Linked DNA regions of Homo sapiens: region 2 is linked to region 1. Evidence: chromatin contacts called from ENCODE Hi-C or POLR2A ChIA-PET data. All regions are on one chromosome and are shown on one strand. Each heading gives the region's core, a stretch centred on a gene start or an enhancer-like site at or near the end of the contact. The rest is flanking DNA. Distances are from core to core; before and after follow the strand shown. Region 1 overlaps JMJD1C (jumonji domain containing 1C). Region 2 overlaps JMJD1C (jumonji domain containing 1C).

The links. Hi-C counts contacts between places; a loop is a spot of excess contacts on that map. ChIA-PET counts read pairs that join two places held with the same protein, here RNA polymerase II (POLR2A). Pooled maps may share reads with other maps.
Region 2: a pooled map shows a loop between it and region 1 (3-fold over the local background). The contact joins two enhancer-like sites. A Hi-C loop is called at or near these places in 2 of 168 maps with a recorded cell type or tissue (B cell and Right ventricle myocardium superior), 5 of 37 single-sample maps with no recorded cell type and 3 of 50 pooled maps. POLR2A ChIA-PET finds 5 or more read pairs at or near these places in 11 of 52 experiments (AG04450, B cell, BJ and 8 more).

What each region holds. Positions count from the first base shown.
Region 1 is chr10:63,203,236-63,208,795 of GRCh38, forward strand. JMJD1C (jumonji domain containing 1C) reads right to left here. Exons shown (of 26, transcript NM_032776.3): 10 at 3,360-5,560. Among named protein-coding and RNA genes, the nearest start is that of NRBF2, 73 kb to the left of the region's middle. RefSeq lists a silencer at 3,140-3,340. Within about 2 kb of position 4,311, at least 18 of the 41 ENCODE cell types and tissues checked have a DNase peak (open chromatin) inside an H3K27ac peak, as active enhancers do.
Region 2 is chr10:63,238,553-63,243,706 of GRCh38, forward strand. All of the region lies in intron 3 of JMJD1C (jumonji domain containing 1C), which reads right to left. Among named protein-coding and RNA genes, the nearest start is that of NRBF2, 110 kb to the left of the region's middle. RefSeq lists an enhancer at 2,174-2,710. Within about 2 kb of position 3,384, at least 3 of the 41 ENCODE cell types and tissues checked have a DNase peak (open chromatin) inside an H3K27ac peak, as active enhancers do.

The DNA of each region.
Region 1 (5,560 bases), core at 3,061-5,560:
TAAAACTTCATCCTTCAATTCCATATATATATAATTTACTGGCAATATATAAAACCTAGAAGTTTGAGATTAAGACACTTAGTCAACAAAAAAATACCTAACTCAATGGATACTTCTTCATTTATAGTAAGAACCTTAGTTCTCTAGTAGCAAATCCACAAATAGCTGCTCTAACAGAAAACTGGGGAGGAAGAAAGTAAGAGACAAATACTTGCCAAACATTAATCTCTGATATGCCACCCCCTTAAAAAATATTTTTTTGGAGATAGAGAAATTAACTGTGATCATAAACCACTGGTTTTGTATTGTAGAATTTATATATTTGAATATAGTGGCAATTTCAGATCATAAAATTAAATGTAAAAATTAGATAAAATGTAAGATAGAAGTAAATAAAACATAAAAATTAGTGGAGAAAAAGCGGCTGACTTTTAATTAAGAGAAACAAAAAGGTAGCAGAGAGGAAGACATTCCAAAAGAGTAGATAAGACAAAATCTATTATATCTAGCTTTAATGTACTAAGAAACACACTATTATGTGTATGTGTATATAAAATATATAATTATACATGTATAACGGTGTATGTAATCATATTACATAGTTTAGGTGTAAGCCTAACTCATTCTTTTTGATTGACCATGACTGATGACAATTCTACTAAACAATAGAAAGAAAATAGACATTATTTAATCCATGAAGTAGATAATCCATTAATATTTAGAAGTTCCCTGACTTATGAAAACTCCCAACTTAAAGAACTTTTCTGTGCTCAGGAGACTGAGGCAGGAGGATTGCCTGAGCCCAGGAGTTGGAGGCTGCTGTGCACTATGGTTACACCTGTGAATATCCACTGCACTCCAGTCTGGGCAATGTAGGGAGACTGTCTCTAAAAAATATTTAAGAAAAAAAAAACTTTTCTAGGTAGCCTAGAACAAAAGCAAGTCAACTCTGTCCACAATTAATAGATGACATCTAATATTGACTTAATATTACTTTGGACTTGGTGAACAAATGGGTCATAAAACAGCCTCTCTAAAGCTACATGCTAGTTACCAAGCAGGGGAGATTTGACTAAACATTACAACCTGGGGGAAAAAAAGGCACTCATTCTGGCCCTTTTCTTAGAACTCTTACATGTGAATATGTATATTCGTCTCAAGATGAAAAGAGAATACGTATTTCACTAACACTTAATTTCATAAATTTAACTTCACAAGAGTTTTCTAGGCATTAAAACCTGGAAGGTACCTATCTTTTGTTTTTGTTTTTTAAGTTTTACTCAAGTATCTGAACACCCAACACCAAAGGAAATGTCATATAAGACAGAAGAGAAACAATTAAATTGCTCACACTAAGCCTATTATGAATTCATGGGGGTAGTGAGGGAGAGTAAGGGGAACACATAAGAAAAAGCAACACTGTATATAATCCAATATTCAAGTAAATGGCAGGTATCCTTCGATGTTAATCCCCCTCTCTGTCTTCTGACTATGCTTGCATTTCAGTCTGTCAGTCTCTGGCTCTAGTTGAGTTTGTCCTTTGTTCTTTCACTTTCTGACTGTCCTTTTCTATGATTCCATCCTCCTGTTTTCCTCTCCTTCACTTTGCCTCTGGTTTCCACACAGGCATGTGGGAAAACCTCATTCAGTTAAAAGGCACAAATGGGAGCCTTCAAGCATCCAAGTGCTTGTGAAAGTACTTTGAGTGTCCACATTGTCACAGATATTTCATATATTGTATGTGGATGAACACACGGACATAGTGAAACTAAGTGCTTTCTGCATTGTGCAACATACCTAAAAAGAAATAAGCAAACTGAGAAAAACTACTACTAGAGTAAAATGATATAGAAACACTTTATAGTGAATATTACTGTTAAGTATCTCTTATTTTGTCCAGCTGTTGCCACAAAGGATATATAATCAGTTGTGAAGCTATTAATATGGCAATTCTTTAACATCGAAATGAATACACAAAACCACAAGCCTCCCCTTATGTTAATTTTTACCTATTGTTAAGGACTGTTTGAATGAGCAGCATTAAATAGATAGTAATTTCCATAAGCTTCCAATTTTGTCACCAGATGATATAAGAGTGAAATACAGTCCACATTCATATTACTCTGAAGTAAAATTGGCCCTCCATAACCGTGGGTTCCAAACCCATGGGTTCAACCTACCATGGATCAAAAATACTTGGGGGAAAAAATATTCTACAAAGTTCCAAAAAAACAAAACTTTAATTTGCCATGTGCAGAGTACTATGTTCAATCCTGCATAAATGAAGTGATGTGTAAGCGTTGTGTTGGGCATTATAAGGAATCTAGAAATGATTTAAAGTATATGGGAGGATGTGTGTAGGTTACATGCAAATATAGTCATACACTATTAGGCAATTTCCTCACTGTAGGAACTTCATAGCATGTACTTACACAAACCTAGCTTACAAACCCGTACAGTATTTACTGTACTTTATACTGTAGATAATTGTAACACAAAGTATTTACGTATCTGAACAAAGAAAGAGGTATAGTAAAAACACAGTCTTACGATCTTATATGAGACCACTGTCATATATACATTCCATCATTTTTTGTTTATTTTTTGAGACATGGTCTTGCTCTGTTGCCCAGGCTGGAGTGCGGTGGTGCAATCATGGCTCACTGCAGCTTCAACCACGCCAGCTCAAGTGATCCTCCTGCCTCAGCTTCCCAAAGTGCTGGGATTACAGGAGTGAGCCACTGTGCCCAGCTGTGCATTCTGTCACTGACTGAAAAGTTGTTATGCAGCACATGACTGTACTATGCTATTTTATATAAGGGATGTGCACATCTGTGAATTTTGGTATCCGTGGGGGCGTCCTGGAACCAATCCCCCACAGGTATACCCAGGGACAACTGTAACTATCTTCTAGAAATTTGCCTCAAAATATGTGTATGTGAGCAGAATTTCTTTCCTGACTACATCTTGTTAGAGGTAAATATCTTAGCTGATATTACAAATCCACTTTTGGTGTGACAGCCATAACTGCATTTTGACAATTCTTAGAAATGGCCAAAATTACGAGTAACTACTAAATTCCACGTTAAATTACGCAAATTACCTACAATGACTGTCAGGTAAGATATATATTTCTACAAGTCTTTTAAAAATAGAGGAATAAGTGTTCTCTCATTTCCTCTTAAAGGGTACTTACTTGTGAAATGTAGAAATGAGATCAATGAGCATATACATAAAGCTAAGGCACGCAAATGAAGACAAAGGATGCCTTTAAGCTCACTGATCTTTAAAGCAGCACACTAGTATAGCTAAAACATTCAGCCCATTTTACCTGAGATAAAACAAAGTAACTGACTTACTATTACTGTTGCTTTGCAACTTCAGTTTACTTCTTTCTTTGGCACTCCTGCTGAGAACTCCATTGGGTTTCAAATCTTCTTCTATTTCACCTTTTCTCTTTTGCAAATCATTTTGCTTCTTTTTGTAAGTTGGCTTAGGTTGTCTTTTAGTCCTTTGCTCTGACTTGCTTTCACTTTCATCTGAGTCTCCACTTTCAGAGCCAGATTCATAAGTTCTTTTGGCTTTTCTCCTGTTGACTTTATCATCTTTTACATATTTATCAACTATGATCTTACTATCTACACTATTTTGTATATCACTAGATGTAGAGGCTATTAAGTTGACAGAACATGGCTTAATAATTTCTGATACAGAATTCCCTGAATTTTCCATTTTATTAGTATTTTTATCTTCTTCTGAGTGTCTGGTGAGCCAGGCCTTTTTCAGTTTAGTATGGTAGTTTGGTTGACTTGTCTGGGAAGCTTGCCCATTTCCTACAGAGTTTGCTTTGTTAATTGTACTACAGATTACAGTGCTATCCAGAGGAAGGGAGGCTGAAAGTGTCTGATTTTTTATAGCATTAGGTTCAGTCTCACTGGCATTACTACTTTTATACTGAGCTGCAGCCAATGCTGCCTTGTGCTTTTTTAAATGGATAAAATCAGTTGTGCCTGAGAACCCAGAACTGGGTTGAACAACACTTCCTGTCTTACTACTGGCTAATGTAACTGGTGCTGTGGTGCTGACCTTGCATTCTTGTTTTTGAGCCACTGGCTGACTGACACTTTTTGAAGATACACATTCTGATGATGTAGAGGCCAAAATGGTATTTGATAAAGAGGAAATTACTTCTGAACCACCCCAGCTGGAAACACTGGTAGTATCGGCAGCAGATGTGATTACATCCGTTTTGGTATTACACATCGTATTTACAGCAGACATGACTGAACTGGGAACACTGCCCTGTGAGACAGCCTGAAAGTTTTTTTCAGATTTTGTGTGAACACTGTCTGAATTCACATTTGGCAAAATGATTCTTCCAGTTTCTCCGGCTTCTGCTAGTTTGAGGCAATCTGTTTTATGTGCCCCAGCTGAAGATCTTTCACTAACACGATCTTTAGAAGCTAACTGCATTGCTGGCATACTATCAGTTTTTGTACTAGAAGATGGACGCACAATGACAGATGCCATAGCAGCCTGTAACTTTCCGCTGCTTTTCTCCACATGCCATTCAGTTTTCTCTTTGCTGAGGTTATTATTAGGTCTCCACATCTCCGTCAAACTCTGTTCTGAAGAACTCTTAAAATTTGCCTGGGAGTCTTTTGGTTCGGGTATTAGAGTTGGAGGCTTCTGTGATTCTTGAACTTTACCACCAGCATTTACTGGCATCACCGGAGTTAAAGTTGGAGGGGAAAGACTACTATAGCTGCCTTCCTTTCTTTCCAGGCTGTGATGGATTGGTGGGTGAAATACTGGTGCTCTATGTAATGCAGGCATACTGCGGAGTGTATTTGTAGAAGAAACTGTCAAATGGGTAGGACTCCTACAATCATTTCTGAAGGTTGTTACTGAGTGAGATGCAATCTGATGTGGAAGATGTTCTGGTATCTTGCCTACTAAACCTTCACTTTCTGGTTGGTGTTTAATCAAAGGTGGAGGCTTTGAAAGAGATGTTATAAATGAAGTCAGAGTTTGAGGATTAGCTGCTGCCGCTGCAAGGGCATTACTCTGTTTATCACCGTAAATATTTGAAACTTCTTTGGATGGGTATGATCTTGGTGGTTCATTGACCACACTATTAGACAATGTAGTGAAATAGTTACTTTGGGGTAAACTCTGAGGCACTGAGTGCTTCATTTTATAAAGATCTGATACTGAGCGTTCTACATCCATATCTTGTTTGATGATATGGCTTTTAGGACTGGAAGATGATGATGCCACTCTGGAATAATTCTCTCTCTCACCCTCAAGTCCCTTGATTTTAGTTGTAAAGGGAGCAACATCAATACTTTCTTGAAGAATTCGACGGTGTTCCTCTTTGTATTTGTTTAACCTCTCTCCAGTCTCCTGGGGTGGCCTCTGTAACTGATTTAATACTGGATCCACAAAATGCCTATGTAAGTGACAATCTTTTCCAGTCTGTGACCTATTTAGATCCAGGTCATTTTTGGCTGATGTGGATGCAACAGACCGTAATGGTTCCATAAAAGCTTTTCTTTCT
Region 2 (5,154 bases), core at 2,134-4,633, 34 kb after region 1:
TTATATTATGATGCAGTTATAATCGATGTAAACTGTAACCTCTATAACAAATTGTTCCAGAAAGACAAAATTTTAGTTGTAACTGTTTTTTAGTTCTTCCATAACCTCATGCTGTCAAGCTGCCAATCTACCATCACCACTTTTTAAAGTGTTGGCTTCTCATATGCTATGGTAAGGGAAACTAGATTTGACAGCTTGTTGGAATTATGTTTGAAATAGTCTAAGTGTGGGACTAGGAGGCTCTCATTACTAAAATTTATTAGGAATATATTTCATTCAACAAGATTTTGAACACCTGGTATCAATTACTGTGCCAAGGCACTGGCAATATATCTAAGACAAAGTTCCTGACCTCAAGGATCTTACAATCCAGTGGAATTGAGACAGACACACAAATACGATACAGATTAAAGTATCTTTGTATCCTCTAGGATACAAAGGTGAGACAAAATGGGTTGGCGGGTGACCTAGTTAGGTGTGTCAGGAAAGGATTTACAGAGAAGGAAATATTTGAGTTGAGACTCAAGAAAAGTATGAAACCAAGGTTTTTGAGTTGGAACTTCAAAACTGCAAGGGCATCTGCCAGATAATAAGAGATCAGAAAAGAAGGTCTTTCAGACAGAGGAAAATTCATACGCAAGAATAGATGGGTGAAACAATATGGAATATAGGGACAAGTACACTGGTATGGATTGAATTAAGGACAGCAGAGTAGGTGAGGAAGAAAACTGAAAGACTGTAGTTTGGAGTGTTCTGTAATAGTCTAGGCGGGTAAGGATGGGAGCCTTACGATAGAGGAGAAGGGACAGATTAAGCAAAGTTAAAGAGGCAGAATTAGTAATTCTGGGAGACTAATATGTAAGGGCAAGAGAGAGACCTAAAACATTCCTACATGTTGATTTTTTTTTTGAGACTTGCGTCTCGCTCTGTCACCCAGGCTGGAGTGCTGTGGCACAATCTTGGCTCACTGCAACCTCCGTTTCCTGGGTTCAAGCAATTCTCCTGCCTCAGCCTCCTGAGTAGCTGGGACTACAGGCATGTGCCACCACACACGGCTAATTTTTGTATTTTTAGTAGAAACGGGGGTTTTGCCATGTTGGCCAGGATGGTCTCAAACTCTTGACCTCAGGTGATCCACCCACCTTGGCCTCCTAAGTGCTGGGATTATAGGCGTGAGCCACCGCTCCTGGCCCTACATGTTGATTTAAGTGACAAACTGGCATAGATGTGATTGATCTCATTAGCTGGGATACAGAATGATCAGGAAGAAAAACGAAATCAAGGTCTGATGGTTGAATGTGAATACAGTAAATAGACAGCAGAAGACATGGGTTTCACCTTTTCAATGATATCTACTCTGAACATTCTATTAAATATCTGCTTCTCCCCTCCCCAATCCTTATTGATCTTACACTGCTTTACATTTTCATTTTGTCATCGCATTTATTACATTGTATATCACACTATATAAGTTACTTATTACACTTATTATCTACCTGGCCTCTCCAGAATTTTAACTCCATGGGGGCAGGAAATTTTGTATGAATACTGCCTGGCACAGAGAAGATGCTTAGTAAACAGTTATTAAATAATGGTAGAGCAGAGAGGTCTGGAGTTTTGGATTCAGAAGACAGGGTTTTAAAAGACAGTGGAAATGTGACACGGCTTAGGGTGAGTAGTGAAATGGAAAAAACCAAAAAGGAACACTACAGAAAATAAGGAGCACTACAAAAAAAAATCACATAAACACTAAATCTTCTACAGAGAGAACAAACATACAGCAAAGACTGATTAAAAAAATAGGAAAACCTGAAGAGAAGTATCAGAGTAGCAACAGGAACAAAGAATTTCCAAAAGGACAGTGATCCAGTGTTAAATGCAAAGGTTCAGTAGGACAGTGATGCACACTTGAATATTAAATGCAGTAACTAAGAGATGATTAGCCATCTTAGCAACATCAGTTTTGTGAAGTGGAGGAAGAAACCAGGCTGCAATAACTGAAGATATTATTGGGAAGCAAGAAAATATAGATATAACGGTTCACATTATAAGAAGTCCAGCTATGAAGGAAAGGAGTAAGATAAGGCCATAACCAGACTGGGTGTGATAACTTTTAGTTTTTTATATTAGAGGGTTGAGTTTATATAATGAAAAGAAAAGCAATGAAAGAAAAATAGGCTTAAGATTTGGTAAACTTAGAAAAGTATCTGTGAAGACAGGTTCTAGAATACAAAAGATATTAGCTTTTTAAAACATAAGGCAGAGAGAGGAACAATTCCAAACGACTACAAAACACAATAAATTGAGTATATGACCAGCGGGATATCTCCTAAGGATAAAAAGAACTGGAACAAAAAAATACACTGTTTTCAGCAATTATACCATTGGTGGTAACCTTAGTATTGTTATTCTAAGTCTAGTGGTTACATAATGTAAGACAAAGCAAATGAGTAAGCCTATGATACTCTTATCATTCCTGGTGTTGCTGAGAAGTGGCGGTATTATAAAACATAAGTACTGTGAATGAGACTCGACTATAGAGCTAGACTGTTTTAATTTATGCACATACACACACACTTAGAAATTTAGGGGCAAAATAATACAGTGTGTGGGATCTGCTTTGAAATACGGATGCTCGACTTATGAAGGGGTTACATCCAGATAAACCCATCCTAAACTGAAAATATTAAGTTGAAAGCTCAGGAACATACTGAATGCTCCTTTTTCACCCTTGTGAAGTCAAAAAGTCCTAAGTCAAACTATCATACATAGGGGAATATCTATGACAGAAGACGAGCAGTAAAGTGAAACAATACTGGCCACAAATCGATAATTGTTAAAGCTGCATGCTACATGGAAGCACATTTTACTATTCTATAACTACATAGGTTTAAAATTATTTATATAAGGGAAAAAGTTTTATCATATTACTTTTCTGCTCAAAATGCTTCAAAGGCTTTCACTCCAAGCTTAATCAGAATAAAAAATAAAGTCTTTATAATAGCCTAAAAAGCCCAATTTAATTTACCCTTATAGCCTTTCTACATCATTTTCTACTAATTTTCACATAGTATGTTATTTTTTCAATCTTCTTGCTTTAGGGCCTATCCATTTTCTGTTACAACTGACACTTCCTGTCACTTTCCAGGCTTTACTTTTCTCCATAGTACTACTGTCTTCTAATATGCTAAACAGTTATTTTGTTTGCCATCTGTCTTTTCCCACAAGAAGGTAAGTTATAGGAGGCAACAAATTTTTGTTTTGTTTTGTTCATGGCTGTACCCTAAATACCTAAAGTAGTACCTGAGATGTAGCAGGTATCTAATACATATTTGTAAAACTGAAGTAGTAGAAGTTAAAACAGACACATCTCTAAGACAAGAGGAAAGCAGGTAAGGAGAGGTACAAAAATAGATATGAGAACAGGAAGCTAACGGGGTTCCTGCTTATAACCTCAATTTCCTTTGTGCAACAGGAGAAAGATCATCTATTAAGAGAAAAGGAGGAAGCTGAGTAAAGTAGTGATAATTTGGAATAATTACTTTAGGAAACAGAAGTTCACAGGGGCATGCGAAAAGAATGCCAAATGATATACTAAGGGCTAGGGTGATACTGGAGACAATACAATGGTACCAAAATACATGGATGTCATTTTCTGTGCAGTATTCAGCATTTAGAGGCTAAGTGGTTGAGAAGAATTTTCTACAGCATAAATGGTATATACATGCACTGTCCCACATACGATTATCTGGGCACTTGAAATGTGACCTGCACGACTGAAGAACTTTTTTAAAATTTAGTTTTATTTAATTTACGTTTAAATAGCCACATATGACTAGTAGCTACCAATAACGGACACAGCAGGTTTAGGATACATGAAAAAAGCAGGCCGGGCGTAGTGGCTCATACCTGTAATCCCAGCACTTTGGGAGGCCAAGGTGGGTGGATCATCTGAGGTCAGGAGTCTGACACCAGCCTGGCCAACATGGTGAAACAAACCCTGTCTCTTCTAAAAATACAAAAATTAGCTGGGCATGGTGGCACATGCCTGCAGTCCCAGCAACTTGAAAGGCTGAGGCAGGAGAATCACTTGAACCCAGGACGCGGAGGTTGCAGTGAAGCGAGACCACGCCACTGCACTCCAGCCTGGGCAACAGAGCGAGACTCTGTCTCAAAAACAAAAACAGATTACTTTTCTAATGAGTCTCTTGAAAGCACACAGAACAGAAACTGAGATTTACCCAAACAGACCTATTTATTTTCTTAACTCTGACCATATATATTCTCCTTATTAAAAAAAATTTAGAGTACAAAGTGTTTTCATATATATTACCTCATAGACAATGGCAATGATATCATACCTATTTTATAGATAAAAATAAAAATTTAAGTGGTTAAGTGGTTATATGCCTTTCATAGCATTTCAGATAGTAAGCAACAAAATTGGGAATGGAGTCCAAGATGGACTGTTGTTCTATTGCCAATTTCTGAGACTTTTAACAGATGTAAACTTTGACTTCTCTCAAAGAGCCAAAATACACTAACATAAATTATATATATATATATATATATAAATATATATATGGCTAGATAGGTATCTTTCAACAAAATCTCAATAGAATTTAGTAACTTATTCTACAATTGTTGTGAGCTGATTCTGGTTCTCTCTATATCTTAAAATTTGATTAATTTGGCCAGGCGTGGTGGCTCACGCCTGTAATCCTAGCACTTTGGGAGGCTGAGGTGGGAGTATCACCTGAGGTCGGGAGCTCGGGACCAGCCTGACCAACATGGAGAAGCCCCATCTCTACCAAAAATACAAAATTAGCCAGGCATGGTGGTGCATGCCTGTAATCCCAGCTACTTGGGAGGCTGAGGCAGAAGAATCGCTTGAACCTGGGAAGCGGAAGTTGCGCTGAGCCGAGATCACGCCATTGCACTCCAGCATGGGCAAGAAGAGCAAAATTCTGTCTCAAAAAAAATTTTTTTTCACTAATTTGTAAGCAACTTCTGATTTTAAATAATATTAGCAATAAATCAGTTCTCGAAGTTCTTGGTACAAAGGCAGAAATACCCACCTTGTACCACCAGCCAAATTAAATTGATAAAAAATACAAGTACAGACTTCCAGTTCCAAAATGACAATGTTTGGGT